Linked DNA regions of Homo sapiens: region 1 is linked to region 2. The links are chromatin loops, found by intact Hi-C in ENCODE. Cell type or tissue: heart right ventricle. All regions are shown on one strand. Each heading gives the region's core, and the rest is flanking DNA. Links, peaks and the distances in the headings are about the cores only. Region 1 has its middle 4.3 kb from the start of TGM2. Region 2 overlaps KIAA1755.

Region 1 (2,867 bases), core at 368-2,867, 53 kb after region 2:
CAAGTTACATAAAAACAGCTTTCTCAAATTTCAAAACTTACCACTGCCAGTCCCCCAGTCATAGACCCCCATATCTCCTCCCACCACTGCCAGCAATTTGGACTGGAGTTTTCCAAACCTTCTTCTGTATGTTTATATGTATGTACTGTATGTATATTTACTTATCTGTTCCCATAGAAATTGAACAGTCTTGTGGAATCATACCTCATGCAACGTCCTGGCTGGTACAGGGCCACTGCTTACTTCTATAGTGTTTGGAACCCCACCCTGACTCTGCCCTGACTTGCTGTGTGGCCTGGGGAAAGGCTGTTGCCCCCTCTGAGGCCCAGCGGTGGGTATTCCTACTCTGCTACCCACACATCCCCAGGTCTGTCCTTTGTTTTTCTCCCAGTGGTTGTCCTGGGATTGTAGAAGATATGATTGGAGGGTAAGTCAGACCCAGATCTTTCATCTCTGGTGCAGACAGCAAAGGCTGCGAGAGGCCCTAGCGCCTCACCCCGATTCCTGGTCCTACCAGGGGCAACTGGCACCACAAGTCCTATCAGAGCTCCCGGGCCAACCCCAAGAACCTGGCTTGGGCTTGAACAAGTTGTCTCTCTCTCCTCCTTAGAACCCCTGGTACGGTCATTAATTCATTCAACAAGCCTTTATTGAGCAGCTACTGAGAGCCAGGTGGGTGGAGGGAGACAGAGATACACAAACACTAGAACTTATACAAGTTACGCTGTGACTATGTCCTGTGGGTGTGGGGCCAATAGAGCAAGAAGGAAGTCTCTGGGTGGGTTTCCGGAGGATGGGTAAAGCCTGGGTTAAACTTCGATAGGTGAAGAGGGAAGGCCATCCTGGGTAGAGGACACAGCTGGAGCAAAGCCCTAGAGGTGGGTGTTTGCAGGGCTCATTTGAGGGCAAGTACCATGCCTGGTGAGGCTGGAAGGGATGAATGTGGAAGATGCGATTGAAGGGTAAGCTGGGTCAGCCCTGCAGGGCCTCCAGTGCCTCATGAGGTCTGGGATGTGATTCTCACTTTCACAGAAACAGAAACTGATGCTTCAGAGAAGTGAATAAAAGTGCCTACCCATGGCCCATCAAGCTCAAGGGGCTGGGACCCCGTGCCGGCTGCAGGGACGGTGGAAGGGGGATGCACTACACCTGGAGGGTGGTACATTGTGGAGTCAGAGCTGAGGACAAGACAACCAGGTCAGTTTCTCCATCTGCAAAGTGGACACGCTGGAAGAATCCTCCCTCCCTCCACAGATGCCCTGTTCTCTGTCCTCCACAGCCTGGGAGACCCAGATCCTGCCCCAGACAGGCCATTCTCTCAAAGGGCTTGAAAGGTCACACCTGCCTCCTGACATTTTCCTTAAGTCCGCAACCTAACACCCCTGCCCCACCCCATCCCACCTCAGGAGAGCCTGCCCCACCCTCCCTATGCTCCCTCACACCAGACACTGCTCATCCCGGTTAGTCAGTAGTTGGTAGAAAAGCCTCCAGATGCCCTGGCACACTCCTGCCCACCCCGCCCTCCCTCCCTCTCACATCAGCTGTCTACGTCTGTCTCTGGCCTGGAGGCACCTTGTCCTTGAGGAGTGGCTGAGCTGAGCCAGGGCCCGAGAGCCTGGTCATGCTGTGTGACCTTAGGCAGTTTCTCCAACCTTGCTGAACTTTAATCTTGTTTCTGTGTTTCCTTCCTTCCTTCTATTCTTTCTCCAGCTGTGGGTAACTCATTCCTCCCTCAGGTCATAAACATTTATTAAGCATCCAGTGTATACCACATGCCATGTGTTAGGAGCACAAGCTGCAGTCCTCGGAGGCCTCACTTGCTAAAAGCTGTAGAACTGGACATGGCCCAGGCCCCTGAGGACTGCCCTGCAGGGCACGGGGAGACAGGACTGACCTCTGAACCTTGGCGGAGCCAGCACAGGCCCTGCTTTCCCACTTCCTGACTGTGTGGCCTTGGGTGAGGCACTTCCCCTCTCTGAACCCAGGGTTCCTCATTTAACAAATGATAAGAATCATACTGTGAGGTTTAAATGGAATATCTGGCTGGTAGTGGGTTATTCCAAAGTTTCTAAATATTCACCTTTGTCTCCACCTTGAGGCTTGAGAATCCTTGTGGAAGGGACTGAATCTCTCTAACGCTGGGATTCTAGGCATCAGTGGCTGTGAGAACAAGATTTATTTGTGAGACAGAGAGTCTTTCTGAGCAACACCCACCAAATAAATATGCTACATTGACTGCAACCTGCTTCACCCACACACGGGGACTCTCCCTTTTCTGGAGAGGGTCCTGACTCTTGATGACATCATCATAAAGCTTAGGTGACATTTACTGAGTACTTACTATGTGACCTGTAAGCACTGTAGAAACATGATCTCTAATCCCCAGTGGCAGGGACTCTTACGATACCAATTTTATAGAGGAGGAAACTGAAGCTCAGAGAGGCCTAGTAACTTATCCAGAGTCACACAGCCAAGAGTGACCTCACAGCCCTCCTGCTCTAAGCATTGCACAACACTTCCCCTGAATAGATGACAAAGGGCCCTGATTGCAGTGTCTGGGGATCTTGAGGCCATGATCACCCTCTCTGGGACTCAGGGGAGTTTTGAAACCTTTACAGCCCCGGTGAGGTAAGACAGGGCACAGTTTCCCAGTCCCTTTGAACAAATGGGAAAACTGAAACCCAGAGAGGGGCAAGGGTGCCTGGTCACTGGGACTGGAATCCAGGTCTCTGGGCCAAGCCTGGGTTCTGGCCTCTGTCTGCCAACTTCCTAGAAGCCAGTCCTGACCCCGGCTGGCCACATCCTGGGGTTGCTCAACGCCATGCGTCACTCAGGTGGCCATAGTTCTGTGGAATGTGGGAGAGGAA
Region 2 (2,906 bases), core at 231-2,730:
TTGCATATATTAATGGGTTTAATCCTCACACAACCCTATAAGGCAGGAACTACTATGATCTCCATTTTAAAGAGGAGGAAGCAGAGACACAGAGAGGTTAAGTAACTTGCCCAAGGTCTCACAGCTTGTAAGTGATGGAGCTGGGCCGAAGTGGGACTCAGCTGAAAATGTTCCCCTAACTCTGCCCTCTTCCTTTCCTTACCAATCATGGTATCCCCACTGGCCTGGGAGTCGCTCAGGCCTGTCTCCTTTCTTCTCCCTCACTCATACTCAACACCAGTGGTTCTCAAAGTGTGGTTCCCCAGGCCAGCAGCATCAGCAACACCTGGGAACTTGTTAGAAATGCACTTTCTACCATGCCTCGCCCCAGAGGAACTGAAGCAGAACCTCAGGAGCAGAGCCCAGAGCCTGTGTTTTAACCAGCTCTCCAGATGCTTCTGATGCACCTGGAGTTGGAGAGCCACTGCCTCCCACCTCCCCTCTGTGCTCCTGAGATGCAAGAGGCATCCTCCTGGTTGGCCTGGGCTGACACCTGCCCTTTGGTCCTCTGTCCTGCAGAAGCTGGACCCTTTCCTTGCTGACCTCCACCAGGCCTCTTCCCTGCTACAAGCTTCCATCGAGGAATTCGAGAAGGCCGACCCCCCTGGGGGGATGCAGGTGAGCCTGGAGCATGGTGACTGGGGAAGCTACATCACACCCCAGACCCCATGGACCAAGGGCTTCGAGAAGGGGACGGCCTGGGGAAAAGGGGGAGGACATTATTCCTGTTTTTCATCATTCATTTGACTCATATTTGAGGGGCACCCACTTTGTACCCTGCACTGGAGACCAGCCTGGAGCAAACTGACTTATCCCTGCCCTCTTGGGGCTCGTGGTGCTGTGGCAGAGGTGGTAGTTTAAAAAGCAAACTATTATAAATGGGTATGTCATTCCAAATTGTGTCAAGTCCTGTGGAAGTAAGATTGGGAATAATGAGGGAGGGAGGAGGGCCTCTCTGAAGAGCTGGAGTTTAAGTTGAGGCTTGAAGTTTGAGAAGGAGCCTGCCTTTGTGGGGGGCTGTGCTCCAGGCAGGGGGCAAACACATGTGAAGGCCCTGAGGTGGGATTATACCTGGGGTGTTCAGGAGTAGCAAGGAGGCCAGTGTGGAGCAGAATGAGTGGGAAAGAAGCATGAGTGGAGCTTCTAGATGCAGCAGGAGCTGGACCAAGGAAGAGTTGGGCTGGGATTCAGTTCGAAGCCTGCAGGGAAAGCCACTGGAGAGTTTTAAACCAGGGGTTATCAGATTTGCACTTTGAGATCCGTTCAACTGCCATGTGGAGAACAGACTGTAGGGGGAGCCAGAGGGCAGCAGGGAGATCAGCGAAGAGGCTGGAATGGGTGTCCCAGCAAGAGATGCTGGAGGGTGGACCAATGAGGTTGCCGTGGTGACGAGAGGGGACATGGCTAGAGGGGATGTTTTAGAGACAGAAATGACAGACTTTCTGGAGGACCTTGAATGCCAAACTGGGAGTTGGACTTGATCTGGGTGTGGGGAGCCTTGGAAGGTTGCAGAGGGAGAGTGGGGATGGGGCCTCAGGGCACCTCCCTACGCTGGCAGGAGGCTACCAGGTGCCTGAGCAAGTCCAAGGAGCTGATGGAGGCTGTGCTGAGGGACCCCGGCCTACTGGGCCTCCAGCGGGAAGGTGGAGCCACCCTGGCCAGGCTGCAGCATGATGCCAGCAGGCTGGACTTCAGCCCTGATGTCAGGTACAGACGTCCAGGCCTTTCCTCTTCCACCCCATCCTGTTTCTGGCCCAGGAGCTTGGAGCTGGGACCACACCACCTAGGGCACACATAGCTGAGCCCCGAGGGCGCCCAGCTTTGCAGTAGTTGCAGGGCCTGTATCCCAGGCTGACGCCTGGTCACAGAAACCTGCCCTGAGCCCTGGCAATTTCCTCGCCCCTTCTCTGCTTTCCCTCCTTCAGCCCCAGCCATCTTGAGCCTGGGATGGGCATCAGAGGATGTCGCCTACCCATTTCTGGTCACCCTTTTGGAAAAGCACTTTCTCTGACCCACACACCACGCTGAACCCCTGCAAGAGCCTGCCTCATTTATTTCTGGCAAGAACCCTGTGAGGTCCACATTGTCCATTTGGCTGATGGGTAACTGAGGCTCAGCGAAGGGAAATAGCAGCTAGACAGCGGCTGGTAAGGGATTTGAAGCCAGGCCTTCTGGGCATTTAACCCCTACCCGGCCCTGCCTTTCCCGGTAGGCTGCTCAGACACACTTGTGAGAACCTCATGGTGTCTCAGGGGTCTCAGAGCCAGAATAAATTATAGACATTCCTGGAAAGTCCCAGCTTTCTTAAATTTAGGGGGTGGGGAAAAGTCAGTCATTAAATTGGTCAGTAATTGCAAGTATTTTCACCCTCTTAGAACACAGCTACTTATATTCAAAGTCAAGGGCTGGTATGCATGAGCTTTTAAGAACATTTTGTTTACAGAACCAAGACCTAAATAGCACTTTGTATGTGTCCAGCATTTTTCTCAGGGATTTACAAATACCAGCTCACTTAATTCACTCCGAGGTAGCTGCAGATATTATGCCTATTTTACAGTGGAGGAACCTGAGGCTCAGAGAAGGTAAGTGATTAGTCCAGGGTCACATAGCTGGGATGTGGTGGGGCCCGGACTTGAATCCAGGCAGTCTGGTCCCAGAATCTTGAACACACCACCCAGAGCTGCACTAGACTTGAGAGCAGGCTTACACAGATGGACGCACGGGCAGCACTGGTATGGGGTCATCTCCCTGCCCCTCAGTGCCTGGTGGGGGTTGGCACTGCCTTTCTCAGCCTCTTCCACCCTTACCTGCCCCACCAGCCCAGGCCCCTCCTGTCCATCCGAGGCCCCGCAGACCCGCAGCTACCA

The links. A loop is a pair of places that touch in the nucleus more often than their neighbours do. Peaks named below come from ENCODE experiments on the same cell type or tissue, not always from the same donor. Only the 100,000 strongest peaks of a DNase experiment are listed, where the experiment ranks them.
Region 1: it touches region 2 in a loop (3-fold over the local background); 58 of 110 quality-filtered maps call a loop at or near these places.

What each region holds. Positions count from the first base shown.
Region 1 is chr20:38,168,134-38,171,000 of GRCh38, reverse strand. It overlaps a transcript of TGM2 not described here. Among named protein-coding and RNA genes, the nearest start is that of TGM2, 4.3 kb to the right of the region's middle. In heart right ventricle, for the core only: no CTCF peak of the experiment used is centred there; DNase peaks (open chromatin) are centred at 1,909 and 2,820; H3K27ac peaks cover 2,500 bases.
Region 2 is chr20:38,221,289-38,224,194 of GRCh38, reverse strand. KIAA1755 reads left to right here. Exons shown (of 14, transcript NM_001029864.2): 9 at 559-657; 10 at 1,598-1,746. Among named protein-coding and RNA genes, the nearest start is that of KIAA1755, 38 kb to the left of the region's middle. In heart right ventricle, for the core only: CTCF peaks have their summits at 1,324 (motif pointing right) and 2,707; a DNase peak (open chromatin) is centred at 1,344.